Linked DNA regions of Homo sapiens: region 2 is linked to region 1. A link is a loop called in an ENCODE intact Hi-C map of the cell type or tissue named here. Cell type or tissue: heart left ventricle. All regions are shown on one strand. Each heading gives the region's core, and the rest is flanking DNA. Links, peaks and the distances in the headings are about the cores only. Region 1 overlaps DGKB (diacylglycerol kinase beta). Region 2 overlaps DGKB (diacylglycerol kinase beta).

What was found. Peaks named below come from ENCODE experiments on the same cell type or tissue, not always from the same donor. Only the 100,000 strongest peaks of a DNase experiment are listed, where the experiment ranks them.
Region 2: it touches region 1 in a loop (4-fold over the local background); 11 of 110 quality-filtered maps call a loop at or near these places.

What each region holds. Positions count from the first base shown.
Region 1 is chr7:14,756,657-14,766,331 of GRCh38, reverse strand. It overlaps DGKB (diacylglycerol kinase beta), which reads left to right. Exons shown (of 26, transcript NM_001350709.2): 3 at 8,601-8,677. Among named protein-coding and RNA genes, the nearest start is that of DGKB, 140 kb to the left of the region's middle. In heart left ventricle, for the core only: no CTCF peak of the experiment used is centred there; a DNase peak (open chromatin) is centred at 4,591; H3K27ac peaks cover 875 bases.
Region 2 is chr7:14,830,828-14,840,502 of GRCh38, reverse strand. All of the region lies in intron 2 of DGKB (diacylglycerol kinase beta), which reads left to right. Among named protein-coding and RNA genes, the nearest start is that of DGKB, 67 kb to the left of the region's middle. In heart left ventricle, for the core only: no CTCF peak of the experiment used is centred there; a DNase peak (open chromatin) is centred at 3,732; H3K27ac peaks cover 1,821 bases.

The sequences.
Region 1 (9,675 bases), core at 3,242-5,741:
ATGCCATCACATCTCTATACTGCATTGATATAAGATTGTCTTAATAATGTATTATGTTTGTAATCTATCTTCTTGCACTAGAATACAAACTATAGGATTAGGCATATTTTCTGTTTTGTTCAATGATATATTCCAATAGTTGGAACAGTACTTGTTCTAAACTCAATAGGTGGCTTGAGAATATTTGAAAGAATGATTAAGAAGTCATAGCTGCAGGCTTTTTATTTCCGTTCTTTATCTCCAGATTTGTCTTTAAAGACCTATTTATTGTTTCTAAAGTACAAATAATCACATATAGATTGATTCATTAATTATTGCTTATCAGAGCTGAATGTTAGCATTCTTTCCCAACTCCACATTAATGATGTCATGTGGGAGGCTTGAAATTGTCATGGTGGAAATATTTACAAGACAGCAATTGGCAAACACTACAGTAGGCACCCTTCACATCCCAAAGAGTTGTTAAACATTTACCAGCACACTATTGGTCCACACCAGTCAATTCTGTCCCTAATAGTATCTCTTAATTAGCAATTATGTTTTCAATAGAAGTTTTTAGTTATAGTATAGATGAGTGGCTCGAAGGCAAGTATACTCTTTTTCTTAATGTATTTTCTACACAATAAAATACGTATAAAGGTGGAAATTATTTCATAGGTTCCTAGTGTCTGGATAGGGTTGCTGGCTAAATTAGCAGATATTTGTCTATCAAAACAAATGACTCTTACAAATATTTTGTGCAAGGCATTGGATTAGATTCATACATCAAAACATTAGATGTAGATAGATGAAGGAGTAAAAATTACCAGCAAATACAAGAAAGAGTTAATAAAAACTGATGTTTAAGAGGATTAACAACGATAATAAATATGAAAAGGAGAAAGGAAATTTTCTTCATGTTCTCAAATCTGTAGTCATTTTGGAATTAACTAGTTTTTATTTTTGCTAAGTAGAAATACTTATTGCTATATGTGTAACAGGTTGCTCAAAGATATTATGCCCATTATCTTTTTAAGCTAACGATGATCCCAAATGCTTAGCAGGAACAAGTAGAGAGTGACTTGCACTCAGAGCAGCTTAAAGGATTTTCCCAGAATCCTGTGGTGAGCCTGGAGCAAAGACCTGAATAGAGGGTTTGGTTTTTGTACAGCTTTTCCCACTGTAGCAGTATCATTAGAATATTATTTTTAGGATTTTAAAAAATCCAAGTGTATAGATTTCAAATAGCATATAAACTGCTACAATATGGCTGTTATTATTTTTAACAATAGTTCCATATTTCTTTTTCAATCTCTTTGTACTTTTATGAAAATTCTCACACAAGTAGATAAAAACTTCTGTTTCTTATTGACTAGTTCTCTAAATCTCTTATTCTATAGTCCTGTAGGTATTTATTTTCTGCTGCTGGCTCTAAGTAGAACTTCTTTTATATCATCTGGGGAATTTCATTTAATGACAATATTATTTTCTGGATCTCTCTGCTGGATTCCAAAATGCTATTTTTGCTATTGTGACCTAAGGTGAGAGTAAATAAATCTTTAAATAAAATGTTCTCATGAGGTTTTTTTTTTCTTCCCTAAAAGAAGTTCCCCGTGTAGCAATCAGACAAAATATATATTCATACATAGGAAAATTTAGCAGGATAAAAATTGCTGATTAACTCTCACTTTCTTTATGCATGTATTTAAGGATCAGAGCAGTGATTAATTCCATCTCAGCTGCATATAAGACTCAACTGAGAGCCTTTTTTAAAGGTCCTCATGACTAGCCAGTCATGGAGATGTAGGCTAATTAAATCTGCCTCACTGTGTTTTGAGTGCAAACATCAGTGTATATTAAAAGATCCCCGGATGATCCTGATATGGATCCAGGTTTGAGTATTACTGGGTTAAATGAAGATAAAGCACTATTTCACTACTTTTAAGTACTATGTAGCTAAGGGAAACTTTATGAAATGTAACATTGGACTGAATGCTACTATGTTGTCTGCACAACAATTAATACAATTTAACTATACAATTATACAATTAAATTATATAAATTAATTATAACTTTAACATTGACATAATTGATAAAGATTTTTCTAATTTAAATACTTAGCATTAATGCGTCTGCACATTAATGCTAGCTAAGTATTTAAATTAGAAAAATCTTCTCTTTAAACAGTTGAAGTTGCAGAGCCCTCTCTACTACAGGGTTAATATAGTTCCTGAAAAAATGCTTTTTTGCTGAGCACAGGAAAAGTCTTCTATACCACGAATATCTTTTGTGATAAGAGGAAAAAGCTATGTGGGGAGGCTTAGATTTTAAAGGAAACTTTTGAAAGCACTGAATTGAGAGACCCGAAAGATGACTTTTCCATGGTCCCATTGAGCCTCTCTCACTTTGTAAAAACTATCATATTAGCCTGGAAAACCAATATCTCTACTGAACGTGGGAAACATGGCACTATTTTGGTTAAAAACAAAAACACCAGATAATGAACTTACAGTCAGTCCACTAAAAACACATTATTTACAAAAATGACAAATGCATTTTGTAAGTTGGGTCTTAGCTTTAACAGTAGAATATATGATAGTCTTCTCACAGCAGCTATGACTACTATTTAGGTGGCAAAATTATTGGCCTTGATCTTTAAAATATATTTACTGTATAGGAGTTTGAATCACTACTGTACATTCTTTTGGCTGTGTGATTTTAGCTGTTGTAATAATGAGGTTCCTAAGCCAAATTATAAACTTGTATTTGTTCTTTTTCCAAAGTGACGAGAATGGGTTTGGGTCATATACAATAGCTTGAATCATTATGTGAAACTTTTTAGCTGTGTGATCCTAAGTAGGTAATAATTTCCTTAACTTTGATTTCTTCATGTGTTAAGTGGAGTGAATATTTGTTAACATTATTGTGAATTTTAAATGAGATAATAGAACACTTTGCAAACTCTAAAATGCTCATGCATTCAAGCTATAATTAATAGTGTTACTAGTGCCCAATGCACAAATGAGATGTAGATTCTGAGAGAGTTATTATGGGGTGTCCCATGGAGGATGAGTTACAACCTACTGTGTTTGAGGAGGTCCTGAGAGATTTTGTGGATAAGTTGACAGATAAACCATGCCATACATTATGTTGAACTTCACTCAACATTGGCGGGATTCCTGAGGAAAAAAAAATCATCAGCAAAAGAAGAGCTCTAAAATCATGGGATGATGGGATGCCTTCACAATTGGATGAATGGATATTGAATAGTAAATATGGAAGATACAGAAAATAACTGTTGGAAGATAGATTTGGATCATATTTTGACACACCTATGGTGCCAAGAGGAGGAGTTTGTGCTTCAATCCAAAAGCAACAGGAAACAGTTGAAGGGTGATGATTTGTTTAAAGTCACATTTAGGATGAAATAAAGGAACAAGGATTTATTGGGCACCAGACACTTTGCTAGACACAGTATTGCCAGATCCCTATCATTATTCTAATTTTAAATATTAGAAAACTGAACCATAGAGAGGTTAAAAATATGCCCAGGGACATTCAGCCAAGCATTCTGGAGCCAAGATTCAAATCTAAATCTAGCTGGCTTTAAATCTCTCCGTTACTTCATGGGGCCTTTGAGATTAATCTGACAAGTATGTGTTGAGTTTTTTGGAATAAAGAGACAAAGAGGCAGGAAAATCACAAAGGAGACTCACTCAAGATGTAACAGATGCCTAAAGAGATGTGAGAGGAACTAAGTGTTTCATTTTTCATGTAGTACTTTTTATGATCTATTTGCATTTTCTAAACGTTACCAAATGCTATTAGTCATTTATTTATTTTCAATTCAGACTAATGTAAAGGGTCTTTAATTTTTCTTGAAAATCGTTAAAAATTCTGAACATTTTAAAAGTAAATAAAAATTTAACGTTGATCCCTAAAATGTAGTTCATTTAACTCTCATGGCATTGTTTATTACATGACTCAGCCGAAATGAGAAGATTGACAGGGTGTGTGCATTTTGGGGGGCCCCTGGAATTACTCAAGTACCAGAGCAGGTGATAGAAAGGTAAAGTATAGGAGAAAGTCAACTCATCTCCCCATAAACATTTTCTTTGTTCTTTCCCAGCTCATTCCAAGAATGTTTGCTTAATAAAACACCTCCCGCTTTCATGCTCAGTACCATTTTCAGCTCTAAGTTGATTCTGACAGTGATGAAAAAGACAGCCCATTGTCTCAGCTGTAGTTATTGGTATAGTATTAAATTACTTGCTGGGAAAATGGATATGTTAGTCAAAGGGCAGTAATTTGTATTCACTGTTGTTTTCCAAGTATCCTGCCCTGCCAGTCAAGCCAAGCATAGGAACCTCTGAAATTAGCCCCATGTTTCAGAATTTCCCCAAGTCATACCCCTCCTTTGCTTTCCAGGAGACCCAATCTTTTGTGCTGCGCATCTGTCCAGCTCCCTTATCCCAAGAACTAAACCTGCTGTTTTCAACCTGGCTGCTCAGCACTGGGCTGCCTAGCACTTCACTGGCCAATCTTCCAGGTTCTTTCTCCCATTACAGACATGTATTTACTAAACTGATCTCCAAGCTCACAGCTGCCTGCCTGGCTGGCTGCTTGCCTGGATTTCTCAGCATTGCTCAGCCTAGTATCTGTCACTGTGCTCTTTCCCGAAGCTCTATTATTAGCTGAATTATGACTGAGGCCACGTCTTACTATCTGTTCATCCAGGTATAACTTCCTCTGTTTATTTTGTCCTAGAAGGCAGGTCAGGCCTAGTTATAGATCCTTTCCCCTCTCCACTGCCCCAGTGTAGTTTTGGACAGAATGTAACTCAGAGTTGGCACAATAAAAAAGATAGGAATGTTTATGGTGATAGGCCATAGGAAGAAATTTGGACAAGCAGTTAACTTACAAATAAGATAAATGTGTGTTCCCCCCAAAAGAAGGTAAAACATAGCAGTAGGATTTTCACAACCTAGTGCAATTTGGGTGTCCAAGAAGACATGTAGATAATTCATGTAAAAACAATGCTGTTGAAAGGTTATGGATATCCTGAACTCTCTGGTGTTCCATGCGCAAATCCTTATCTTTAGAAGATTGACCGGTCAAATCAGGGCCTCAGCCTTAGAGAAACTGGGCCCAAGAAATGTTATTGAGACAGGAATACAAAAACAAGATAATGCTCCAGTTTCCAAACTAGATTGTAAAGTGGAGATCAGGTCATAGTTAAACTTCAAATATTAAGATATTAGAACTGGAACTTGAGAATTGGAGAGGCAGTGAGTTGAATTGATAGTGATTCATCTGAATATCAACTAGAGCACTTTAAATTGTCTCAGACCAAGTCATTGTTGAGCCCTAGTTCATGGAAAGGGCAGTCATATATCTAGAGGTTTTTGGCTGTTAATTTAGCTCATGATTTCTCTACTAAGAATATTCAGTATAAACTATGACCAGTACACTAATAAAATATTGTAGGAATAATTTTATGAGCTTTCCCCTTCTCTGAGTCATTTATAAATAATTACTGAATATGTTTTTTACTCTCATAGAAACCTGAAACGAAAAGGCCATCTAAGCAGTGTCTCTAAAGTTGTGGGGCAGGCCTATGTGGGAGAAACCAAAATTGTTTTCTCCGCCTTCCATTTTATCATTGGCCTAAGATATGGTTAAAATAAACATAGTCTCTCGAGATATGATATTCCAGAATGTATGCATCTGTGTATGTGTGTGTCTCTGTGGGTCTGCACAGTATGGGTTGCATCTACGATTATGGATAAAAAGAAGTAAAAGCAGTTCTGCTAACTTAGAATAGTGCCTTATTACCCACAAAGAAGAATTTGAGAATAAGGGGTCAGCTTCATGTCTCTTTTTGATATGCAGTTTGGTCTCTCTCTGCAGTGTAAGTGTCTAACAAAGTACATATAGAAGCAATTATTGTAATTTTTTGCCATTTAGGAATAGCTCTGATTAATTTAATCTCAATATTTATTGCAATGCTATTGTTTCAACTTTGTGATGAAGTTGAAAGTTGTGCTAAAATGAAAACACACATTTTCTGCCCGAGAACAACCTCCAATCTAGCAAGGGACATGACATAAAAAATTAACTCTGATCACAATATGGAAAATGCCAGCAAATTATACACCAAAAAGGAAATACATAGGAAGCTGTATAGGCATCAAGCAAATGTGCGTACACACACACCCCCCAGAGGATGTCCACAACAAAAAGACAAACCGTCCAATTAAAAAATGGTCAAAGAACTTGAATAGACATTTTGCCAAAGAATATACAAACGACCAATAGGCATATAAAAAGATGCTCAGCATTATTAGTCATTAGCGAATGACTAATCAGATGTGAGTCGAATCATTTCACATCCACTAGGATGGCTGTAACAAAAAAAGGGTTAGAAAATAACAAGTTTTGGCAAGGATATAGAGAGACTGGAATCCTTACACCTTACTGGTGGGAGTGTAAAATGGTGTAGCTGTTGTGAAAATCAATTTGGCAGTTCCTCAAAACACTAAACATAGAGTTACTGTATGATCTGGCAATTTTACTATCAGGTATATAGCCAAGAGAATTGAATTATATGTTTATACAAAAACGTGTACACTTGAATGTTCATAGCAGAATTCCTAACAGCCAAAACCTGGAAACAAGTTGAATGTACATCAGCTGATAAATAGATTTATTAAATGGAGTATATTCATTATAATGGAATATTATTCAGCTATAAAAAGGAGTGAAGTACTGATACATGTTATAACATGGAAAAACCTTGAAAACACTAAGCTAAGTGAAAGAAGCCAGACACAAAGGAAACATATTATATGATTCAATTTACATGAAATATCCAGAATAGGCAAATCCATAGACACAGAAAATAGGCTAATGATAGCCAGAGGTTAGAGGGGAGAAAATACAGGGAGTGACTGTTTAATGGGCATAAGGTTTCTTTACAGGGTGATGAAAATGTTATGGGATTAATCAGAGGTAATGATTGCACAACATCATGAATATGCTAAAAATTACTGAATTGTACACTTTGAAATTGTTAATGTCAATTTTATGTGACACGAATTTTATCTCACTTAAAAGTACTGTTTCACAGGCTGAGCACGGTGGCTCATGCCTGTAATCCCAGTTCTTTGGGTGGCTAAGGTGAGTGGATCACCTGAGGTCAGGGGTTCGACACCAGCCTGGCCAACGTGGTGAAACCCTGTCTCTACTAAAATTATAAAAATTAGCCAGGCATGGTGGTAAGCCCCTGTAATCCCAGCTACTTGGGAGGCTGAGGCAGGAGAACCGGTTGAACCCAGGAGATGGAGGTTGCAGTGAGCCAAGACTGTGCCATTGCACTCCAGCCTGGGTAACAAGAGCGAAACTCTATCTATCTATGTATCTATCTATCTATCTATCTATCTATCTATCTATCTATCTATCTATCTATTGTTTCACACACATACACAAACCCACAGAATTTACAATATAAAGAAAGGAAATGGTACATTCCAAGTAAAAGTACAATTCACAAAATATAGGCATTATATATTCAATGGGCATCTATGAGAGAGTTTTCTAGCAGGATGTTTCAAAAGCTAATTTGTGAATTAGTTTTCTGGAACTGGGAAATATTTTGTGGTAGTCCAAGTATCACTGACTCTTAGGGAAGGTCAACAAGAATTATATTCAATTGGTAGCCAATAATTTTCCATGCTCTGTTCCATAAAAGAAAACTGGGAAATCCATGTATTTCCTACATTTTAATTTTGAGGTTTTTTCATTATTATTCAAACTTGATTAAATATTTAGATGACTTACCCATATTTGTTAGCTATTATTTCCTTCTAACTTAAAAATGCGTTGTAATTCTGAGATTTCTAAATCAAAAATTATATTTCAATAAGTATAATGAGCATATTTTAGTAGACTGAATGTATATATCTATATCATATTAATGTATTTAACTTTAATTGTAATACTGATAATTCTTTTATGACATTATTTTATTAACTTAAAATTTCTTGTCACCAACTAATAAGATGAAAGGTTTAAAAATAATAGTACTTTTGAAGAAAATAATTTATAATTCTTTTGGTAATATGTCTAAGCTTTGTTTCTTCATTGAATAGGGTAAGCTTTAATTTATACATAACAAAACTAAAATGTTATTCGTAATGCATATATAGGGTAAAATATGTGACACAACTAAATTAAAGCTTACTTACTAAAACTTTAATTACTAAAGTAGGCTTTAGTTTAGTTGTGTTATGTATACAGAGAAAATTCTCCTTAAAAATATCTACAGATACTAAAATCTATAGCGTCCCTCTAAATGGATTCACCATTGAGGCTTAGCTACCCATATTTTTCTTATCCAGCTGTATTGTTTTTATTTAATGCAGTGATCTTTTTGCTCCTTTGCAATTTCTTTTCCAATTAAATAGCCTTTCAAAAATGGCAAGAGATATTTTATGTGTTGGTTTTTAAATTTAGTTTCTGCTGATGCTTATTTACATTTTAAGTGGTCTCTGTTTCTGGACTGGGCTACACAACCACAGTATGTGCATATAAACAATTTTTGTGTTTTCTGTTTTTTATAGATTCTACAAAGAAATTAAAGGATGTTCTTGAAGAATTCCATGGTAATGGTGTGCTTGCAAAGTATAATCCTGAAGGGGTAAAACTTCTTTTTCTTTATATCAGTTTCGTATATATGCTTGGAAGAGGGTATTTCTTAATAAACAATTCTTGGAAAAATGTATGTGTGTGTGTGTGTATGTATATGTACACATATACATTATATATGTATGATACAGATGTATGTATATGTGTATGTGTGTGTATATATATATATATGCACACCATAAACCATTTACCATGTATCATAACATAAACAAAATGAAGTTCATAATGCAGTGCTATTCTAGAAGATATATTAAATGTTGTACATTTTTCGTTCAAATAACTCTTCTATATTGTATGCTTGAAAGAATATGAATCATTTAAGTGTAGCGTTGGTTCTTTTCCTAGAAGTCAGGAAACAGCATTGGATAAAATAGAGAAGGAGTATGCTTGGCTCTCAGTCTATGACCCACGAATTTCAATCCAAAATGGATATTGGTGTAGGGGTAGGGAGTTACCCCTTTCAGGCAATTATTTCCTTGACCAAAGAAGGATTTTGTGTTGCTTATACCTGGTCCGTCACCTTAAGGAACCAACTTGTACAAAAAGGGAGGAATTTTTTTAATCTTCTATTTTACCTTTTACCAGTAAGCTTAAGATTTCTTTAAGATTTTCTTATGAAAACTTTGCATGTCTTGTCAATTGCTTTTGAATACCATGCTGGAATGAATGCCTTTTCCTTCCTAATTGCTTGTTAAATAACCTATTTAATATTAGTTGAGAGATGTTACATTTTAAATGTTCGATCATCATTACTGTTAGTTCATTTGCAGCTTCAGAAGGCAACATTTACGTTGCTTCATACTTCTCTTTGCAAAAGACCCTTTTGTCAGGATGTATTAACTAGATAGATTTGTTTGCTGACTAAAATGTGACTTATTTTTTGCTATTATTGTTTTTTTTTTGTATGTTTGCAAGAGCACACTTCTTAGTTATCTTTCAATATTGTACTTCCCTGGGATTTCTAGAACTTAATTTTAGTTATCATAACCC
Region 2 (9,675 bases), core at 2,731-5,230, 75 kb before region 1:
GTAAGATTTTATTTATAAGAAATTTGTTTTTATTCTAGATTTTCAGGAATATGTCTATTTCATAAAGTGACTTTCAACTATAAATATGAACAGCAGTTGGGTCAGGTGTTGAAGAGAGAAAAAGAAACAACTAATTAATAGCAGGCACCAAAAGACTTGGAAAATGATGAGTACAGAAAAAGCAATATATAGAGAATGCAATAAGAATGATAAGAATGGAAAGAATAACATGGTGACAGGGAGAATAAAATGCAAGAAGTGGAAAGGAGAAAAAGAACCAAACAGCACGTGATAGTGAACGAGGTAAAAATTAAGGCATCTGGTCAACTTATGCAGAAAGATGTTGTGGGATATAAGAGATGTGTATCAGGAATTAGTTGGATGATATTATAAAGTAGAAGCAGAGAAAAGGGTTAAACACATATAGGGACTTAGAACATGAAGATAGATGTGATGGTAATAGCGAATACTATCACTCACATTAATTATAGAGTACATATTATGAGCCAGGAACACTAATAAATGCTTCATGTATATTATCTGAAAAGACCAGTTTCAAAGGTATTCTAGAAGCTTCCTAGTCTGTGGATTGAATGAGGGTATGAGAATGCTGCTGGGTATTTGTAAGGAAGTTCCAAATCTATAATTTCATAGGCATTTTAAAAAACTAAAAAAAGTCTATGACTATTGACTGAGTCAATAATAATAAAAATATGATTACAAAATATATGATATTTGGAAATTTTGACATAACTTATGGTTCTCACACTCAAAACTGTGTAGAGCCTCTGAATGTACAATATATGCATTTATCATATTACGAATATTTACATTTAGGTTTTGGAGGTGTAGGCAGAAGGATTGCTTGAGCCCAGCAGTTCATGACTAGACTGGGCAAAACAGTGAGACCCTGTCTCTATGGAAAAAAAAAAAATTAGCCCAGCAGGCTGGCATGCACATGTAGTCCCAGCTACTTGGCAGGCTGAGGTGAGAGGATTGCTGGAGCCCAGGAGGCTGAGGCTGCAGTGAGCCATTGTGCCACTGCACTCTACCATGGCTGACAGCCAGACCCTGTCAAAAAAAAAAAAAAAAAAAGAAGAAGAAGAGTAAAGAAAATTTAGTTCAGAATGGCCTACTTCTTCTTTATCACTTGCAGTCTTATACTCAATACTTTCTAAATTGGTTAAAAATTGATTTGCCTATGATTTCAAATTTCCATATGCTCTGCTCTTTGCTGCTGTGGTAATCCAATCATTAAGTAAATATTTCTGAGCATCTTCTTCAGAGTGAGTTTTCTGCTTGGTGCTGCAGGAGATGCAAATATGAAGAGATATGTGTCCTCCATTCAAGGAATTTATAGTTTAAAGAAGGCTAGAAACTAATAGATAAATAATTCTATGTCTAGCCAGAATATTGTATGTGATACAAGCAGACTTTAAGGTTATATGGGGTTTTACAATTCCATTGGAGATAGGAACGGAAAGGGAAGTCTTCGTACAAGAGGGAGGATTTGAAACAAATATTTAAAAATTAGGTTTAAGGTAAATGACAAAGGAAATGATATGGATAAAAAGGAAAATTTGGCATAAATTTGAGGAAGGGAGGTGAGGCACATTTAGCCCATCACAATTGAAGGGAGTGAGTGAAGTCTGTAAGAATGCAAGCATATCAAAATATGCCGTACTTGAGTCAAACAATGAAGTCATTGTACAGTTATAAGTGGTAGAGTGACAGAAGCAATGTTATGCTTCGAGAAGTTTACTTTGACGACTGAGAAGATGGTATATGGTGATGGAAAGATGCTAGAGACTAGAGACTAGTTAGTAGGGTATTGGTGTAGACTGCATAACGTAGATCATGAAAGACGACTGGAAAAGTGGGGATTCAGATTTTATAATATTGAAATTAACAGAGGATATCTTGGAAAATAATAAAATACAACAACTGACAGAGAGAGAGAGAGAGGGGAAGAGAGAGAGTGATCTGAAATTTTCCTCCAGTTTTAAAAGAAGGGATTATGGTGATATCTGTCAAGTAAAGAAAGCATTGAGTTTGGCTTAGGTTATGTTGAATTTGGCTTGTTTATTAAAATATATTTTCCAGTGTTTAAGTACTTATAAGAAAAGTTCCTGTATTATATGAAACATTACTATAAAATATATAAATTATTGCTATGATAGCTAATGTTTTATTCATAATTGCTATTGCTCAGATATAGAAATTCCATTTGAATTGATTAGAAGAAAGACATTTCTACTAAATTCTTCAGTGTATTATAGGCTGCTACTTGTATTTCATTGGCTAATGAATATGGAGGTACATTTAATTATATCATAAGAATACACAAATCAGTAATAAATTTGTGAAAATTCCTAAAACAAGTGGTAATAAAAATTATCATAAATATAAAATCCATAATATACTGAGACAAAGATCAATGGTTGTTCAGTAAATTGGTAGTATGAAATGTCACACTGAGTGTAAGAGCATTATTAAAATGGATTCTATGAGAAGACAAATTAACAGATTAGCTGTGACTTTTAAAGAAATAGTGCCAATTCCATGATTATTACGCTATTTTTAAATAACAAAGACAACATGAAAAGTGCTAGATTTCCTGCTCCAAGGACTTTCCTGAATAATTAGGAAGCAAAGAATATCATGATTAGAACCTATTCTTGTGTAATAAATTGCCAGTGCCAAAATATAACAGGAAACAAACATCATCCTGAAGATTATAGAAGTCATTCATTTTTCATGCTGTTCAATATGCATGATCAGTTTATCGGGGGCTTTAAAGATTAGATTTTTCATGTTGCAATGCAGTATTGGTAAGTGACATTCCTCCATACTCTATTAGAAAAATGATACAATGCATTCACTTTCTTGAGTTTGATTTGTATCTTTTAATAAGAATTTCTTTATGTACATTAAAGAAGTATAAAAAATCAAGTTATTGATTTAAAGTTAAATTTGCAACATGCTAAGATTATATTTGGTATATATCAAATAAGTATTTTATTTGCTTTCTTGGAATAAGGTGGGGCTGTGGAACTATTGGGCAAGATGAGTGAGCTCATGGGACACCAATTCCAGCAAAACCAAATCATTCAATGTTGGACCTAGAGAATACCATAAAGATAATTGTCTCAAGTTATCTGATTTTACATTTCCTCCACAATTGCCAGAATGCACCCTGTAACTATGATTGTTCTCCTAAATGCTAGGCTTTTCTTAAAAATAATTAAGGATAAGTAGGGTGATACTGGCACAGTATTCTTGGATAGGTATCTAGCATACCAGACAGCTTGTGTTTAAATACTGATCCTACCATACTTCAGATATCTGACTTTGGGTAACTTAATATATCTGTGTTTTATATGGAAAAAAATATGTCCAGTGCTATAAGTATTAAGTTGAATGAATCAGTATATATGAAGTATGAATTAGTATATATGAAGTAATGAGAGCCGTGCCTGGCAAATTGCTAGTGATATGACTGTTTACAATTATTATCTTACTAGAGAGGGAGTGTGTTCTTCTGGCTGTTTGAACATATTGTTGATGATCAAGTAGAAAAGAGCCACAGTTTGGAGCATGAAGAGTCAGTGTCTGTTTTTCTTCCACTAGATTAGACTCTTCTCACAAGGTAGAAGCTTCTGGTGTAATTGGCAGCCTCCGCTCTGTGTTGTCCCTACAAATGCCGAAGGCAGCTGATACGGAGCCTGCTGTGACTGCCTACAGCATGCTGTGACCGTGCTCCGGTTTAGGGTTTCAGGCTGAGTCACTCCATGGGAAGCATTTCCCTTGATATGTGGGAGAGGAGTATAATTTTCTTCCTCACTCTTGATATAAAGTCATCCAAACTGTTGTTATAGGATAGAAAGCTCTCACTCCTGCCCTTTAGAGAATTAAGCTTATCACATTATTGGTCTGTCGGTGCTTTCTGCTGTGGTTCCACGTCACAGCAAAGGGTTAAGAAACTCCTGGGCTTTTCATGGATAACAATATTTTCTATGTGAAATCTACGTGATATTTCCAAATGATTCATTATCTGCCCACGTATTGTCACTTAGGGTTAGCTTTTTATTTGCTATATATAATGTGTGTTATATAGCATGCAAATTATTTTCGAAAAATACTATGTTATTATGGTGGGAACCTTTCCAAACTTTCATAAATTTCATACAGTTTATAGCAGCTGGCATTGTGAGGAGTTGCAAAATTACAGTGAATTTGTTCTTTTCAATAAGGACGAATGTGCATAATGTTTGGACCTGGTGTGCAGTTTCTTCCATTGCAGTGAGGCATGTGGTGTGACTTAGTGGAAAGAGCTTTGGTTTTGCAGGCAAATATTTGACGGTGTGGAATCCCAGCCCTGTTTTCTACTTATTAGTGGTATGGCCTTCGTAATGTAACATAAACTACCTGAGCCTCAGCTTTCTCACTTGAAAAAGTAGAATCCCACCTCAAAATCTTGTTGTAGGATTTAATGAGACTATAATCAGCGTCATACTAAATAATGGATTTTCAGTGCCTTACTGTAAATAGTATACAAGTGTTAACTCATTTAATCCTCGCAGTAAGCCTCAGAGGGAGACAAATTATTGCTGTTTATGGCAGAGTAGCTGGACCAGAACTGTGGCACAATAAGTGATAACAAAGGTCAAAACAGGAATAATTTGTTTATGTTTTTCATGAAGATTGATATGTTAATAAACAGGTTCTTAGTCATGTTTCCAAAATAGGAAAAGCTAGAATCCAGGATTCAGATAATACGATATCTCGGTCCTGAAAGGGGAGAGAGAGAGAGACTTGACCTCCTCACAGGTGTGTAGTCAATTTATTTTTAGGCAAATTTAGATCACACGCTAGCCCTCTTGCCCGTTTGTCATGCTGAGATTAGCTTTTACTTCTGTCCTGAGCCCTGTGTTAGATTGGCTCTATTTTGGGAAGCCCAGCCACTTATTGATAATTACCCTCTTTGTATGAGACAGAAGGATAAATGGCACAGGGCCATTTCGCAGTGTCTGAGAACACATAATTTGATGTCAGACAAAACTGGGTTTGAAGGCTAGTGCTGTGATGTATACTTCAGTTTCCTCATGGAGTTGCCTTGCTGATTAAATATGGAAATGTATGTGAAGTGCTTGGAATTTAATATATTACTGTTATAATTAGGATTGTGATAGTGGTGGCTGAGGCAGTTGAATATGAAATGTGGACTTTTAAAATATTTAAGCCTTTTCAGTTAAAACACTTATCTGAAATGTTTTGACTTACCAGAAATGTCTTGACTTTACCCTGACACTTGGTCTGAAACTTGAATCTGCAACTGTTTTAGGTAGTGCATGTCTCTCATTTCTGACTCTTTCTTCTGATTCACACTGATTAACTCAGCAGTTCCTGGCTCTGACCCAGATTATATTTCTAGAATATATGTTGGCTTCATATATTCTTTTGCCTCATCTCTGGCTCTGGTTCCTATTTGTTGTACTGCTTCAGACACAATTTCCTGTTGGTGGCTTCTCTGTGTCCATATGTCTTAAATCTTTCAATACCTAAGTTTTGCAATAGTAAAAGAAAAAAGTAACTATGAACGTCTAAACTCCCATAATTTTCGTACCCTAAAGATGCAAAACTTTGGGTAAGCTCTTTTCAGACTTGACCTCCCCCCAAAAAATCCATTTGAGTCCAATTTATGGTCAAGCAAACATTGATACTGAAGTAATGGCATCTGTGGAATGTTGGTCAAAGTGAGCCAAATCATGCCATGTCTGAAAAATGTACGAAGTCTTAGTGGGCTAACACAACAGAAGTTCATTTTTTGCTCATATTACATTTCCAATCTGAGTCAGCAAGTGGTTTCATCTCACATTGTCTACAGTGAAGTCCCAGTCAGATGGAGCAGCCATGAGCTTTAAAAATTGGCAGTTGCTGTGACAGAGAGAGAAAGAGAGAGAGAGAGAGCACTCGTGACTGTGTGCTGGCTCTGATACCTTCTCCCTGCAAGTGATACGCTAATATTTCTTTGGCCTAAGCAATTCACATGACCATATTTAACTTCAAGGGAGTAGCATTTCTTCCATCTGCCCAGTGCCAGGGGAGAACTGAGCTATTTGGTGAAAACTACTAATTTGGCCATTATCACAGGAGTAAAATAGAACCTACCATTTACCTTGGGACATTAGCCAAGTCATCACAATTTCTTTATACTTTCATTTCATCCCCTCAGTTTATACTGAAGATAATAATCCCTACCTATAAAATGATAGCTCTTATTTTTGTTAGTAATATTATTATAACAATTTATAACAAAAATTATCACTAAGGCTTATGTATCTTAAGTTGATACTTTATCCTTAACTCAGTGATGGTTTACAGGTTGTGATTCACTAGAATTTTCCAAGTTTCCTTAGTTACCACTTTCCACATTATTATAGGAAGTGCCACAGTAAATAATAAATAGAGTACACAAGCTAGAGGAACTTAACTGTATTCATTATTCAGCAGCCTGTTCGGAGAGACAGATCCAGTGGCAAATGATGACAAAGCAATGAAATGCATTCTCTGAATGTTACGTATGCAAGATTCTTGGAGAGATTTTAACTCTGCGCATATGGATAGAAGTTGAGAGTGGAATGGGGTTTTAATTTGAATAGAAAGTATTGAGTAGAGGTGGGGGAAGAAAAGAAACTCCAAGCAGTTATCAGAGCATGTGGAGAAGCAGGAATGACTGTTACATATCAGGGAAGAACTTGATGTGTGTGTTGGTGTATAGACATATTTGTGTATGAGCATGCATGTCATGCATGTGTGTACATGGGCATGAGTCTAAGCACTGAAGGTAAGGCTGAAGAATTTAGCAATAGTCACAAAAAGTGGGTCTTTAGATGCCATTGATAAAATATTATCCATCAACATTGCCTAACAATGAAATGAATACACTCCTGAGAAGAAGTCAAGCCCCTCTCCCCTTTCCTTGTGGAGATGTTAAAATCCAAATCCTGGAGTCTAGCTTTTCCTATTCCTGAAACATGATTAAGAACCTATTTATTAACAAATCAATCTTCATAAAAACACAAACATAAACATAAAAACAAACATAAATCTTCATAAAGACATAAACATAAATCAATATCTTCAATATTAATTTTGGAGGTAGTAAAATATCTGAAGATATTGAAGATTTTAATTCTGGAGATAGCAAAATTGTAAGATTTAAATTTCAGAAAGAAGTAAATAAATTGTATCTTTGATGAAAAGGAGACTAAAAACCTATTAGGAGATTATTTTACTAGGGCAGCCTATTGAATATGTGGGGTTCCATGAAGGTTAAGGCATTGTTAACAGAGAGATAAGCACATGTTACAGGGAGTATCTAGAGGCAGAATGAACCGAATTCAATCACCAACTGAATATGGAGACTAAGGAAGAAGGATGGGGCATTTCAGCTTTTAGAAGTAAGTCAGTGTGGCTCACCCAATCCAGGAAAGGAAAACAAAAAGAAATAATTTAGAGGGAAAGTAGAGTGGTTTGATTTTGGACATATTGAACCTTAAGTTCACAGGTTATCAGATTGAGATATAAATTCGATACTTGGAAATACATATCTGGAGCTCAAGAAAGAAATCAGAGCCAGACATATAGAATGGGTGTGCCTTTGCATTGTGAGTAGTTATCAAATCATGGGCATAGATGAGATGTTTTAGTGGAAGCAGATTGAGCAAGGAGAGAAGGATGGAGATGAAACTCTAGAAAGATTTATTTATAAGACAGTTGGAAGATGAGATCTCCATGAAAACAACTGAGAAATTGTAACCAGAAAGAAAGAAGAGAATAAGTGATTGAAAGTATTCCACAATCCAAAGAAGAAACATGTTTTCAAAAAATGAGATTGAACTTGAGATAATAACCAAAACGCATCCCGAGTCTTTATCATTTAGAATGCCACTGGTGATTTTAATATGGATTTTTTTAAAAAACAATAATAGATGAAATGGATGGAAAACAGGAAAGACAGAGAGAACACATGTAAGCTACTCTTTATATAATTTCACCATGAAAACAAAGTGGAAGGATTATAACTAAAGTAAACAGTGTAAATAGAGGGATTTTGTTCTTCTGCATAGGAGAGAAAGACATGTTCACAGGGGACAAGTGGAAGATTTAAAACAGAAAGGAAATAATTTGTGACAAAAGATTGTGATCCTAAGGCCAAATCTTGATTTTTGTTTTTGGTTTTATTCAGTTTGCTTGAGTCTATATCAATTGTTTATTTCCTTAACTTGTTAGTTTTGGCCGTCAGCAACTTATGTAACCTTTTCTAAACTTTAATTTTCTCAACGGTGTAATTAAGAAAATAAAAAAGACTATTTCAAAGGTCGTTATAAGACCCAAATAAAATAATGTGTGGAAATGCATTGTAAACTGCAAACCACCATATGTAAGTTAATTATTGCTTTCGTTGTTATTATTAGGATGTACTGAGTTATTGTTCTACTATCTTTTCTTTTTCTATAGTTCTATATCTTGGCTTCTCCGAGATATATTCTTTATTGAATTTTGCAATTTGCTTTGGTGAGACTATGTGAGAAATGTCCTTCTGCTTATAGTGGTCTGATTTTCTTCTTTTACCTCTTGGAACGTAAATAAGCGTAGTTTATCTTCAAATCCGTTAGGAGCAATGATTATTTTCTGATACTCAAAAAGGCATTTTACAACAAAGACCATTGCCCAGACTGTGGAAGGTCTGAAATATTTCTGTAATAACTGTGTAATAAGATAGCCTGCTGCAGATCCTCGGATGCTAGGAGAAGACATGAGACTCCTGGCTCTGAGACAAAGAACTGTATTAATTATGTCATAGCAAACAGCATGTACCTCATGTTTTTTTTCTGTCCCCCTACTTTAGTTTTATTGGGAAACATGAAAAGGGCCAGGTCACATCTGCACAAGCAGAGAGTTGTGTCAGGAGGAAATCCCCAAATTTAGGGAATCTGAGTCTTTTATAAAGCACAACAAACACATCTTCTTTTTGCTCAAAGGAGAGTTATAATCTCTGTCTCCCAAGGTTGTCCACTACAAAAACATCCTTGGAATGACAGTCTGGAACATAGGCTGTAGATGCTTCTGCTTGTGAAATGTACAGAAACATGAAGGAAACATTGAGAATTATCTTTCAATAAATATTAGCATATAGTAGCCATTAGCATCATTATCAGTGTCCAGAAGGTAATCAAAATACATATTTCCCCATCAGGTTGCCTTTTGGTCCATGTAAATATATCCTCAGATTTGTGCACAGAAGTCTCCTTGTCTTGGTCTCTCACCGTTTATTTTTCTCCCTTTGCCCTATGACTAGGTTCTCAGATACATCTTATTTGTGCCCTACTTTTTCAAAGTAGGAGATTTACTCACTTTTCTATATTTATCCAGGAAGAATGAAGGGGAATTCACGTAATTGCTGTGTTTAATAGAACCTAGCCATGAAAAATAGTCTTAATTCTTCCATTTCATTTTAAAAAACTAAGTCTCTTAACACACAGATATTCACACACATACATGCACACATGCACACACATGTGCATGTGTGTGCACACAGTTTTTCTTACAAATATTAGTTATCATTAAGTTATTTTCAGTACTTTATTATAAAATGAACATAGAAAAATA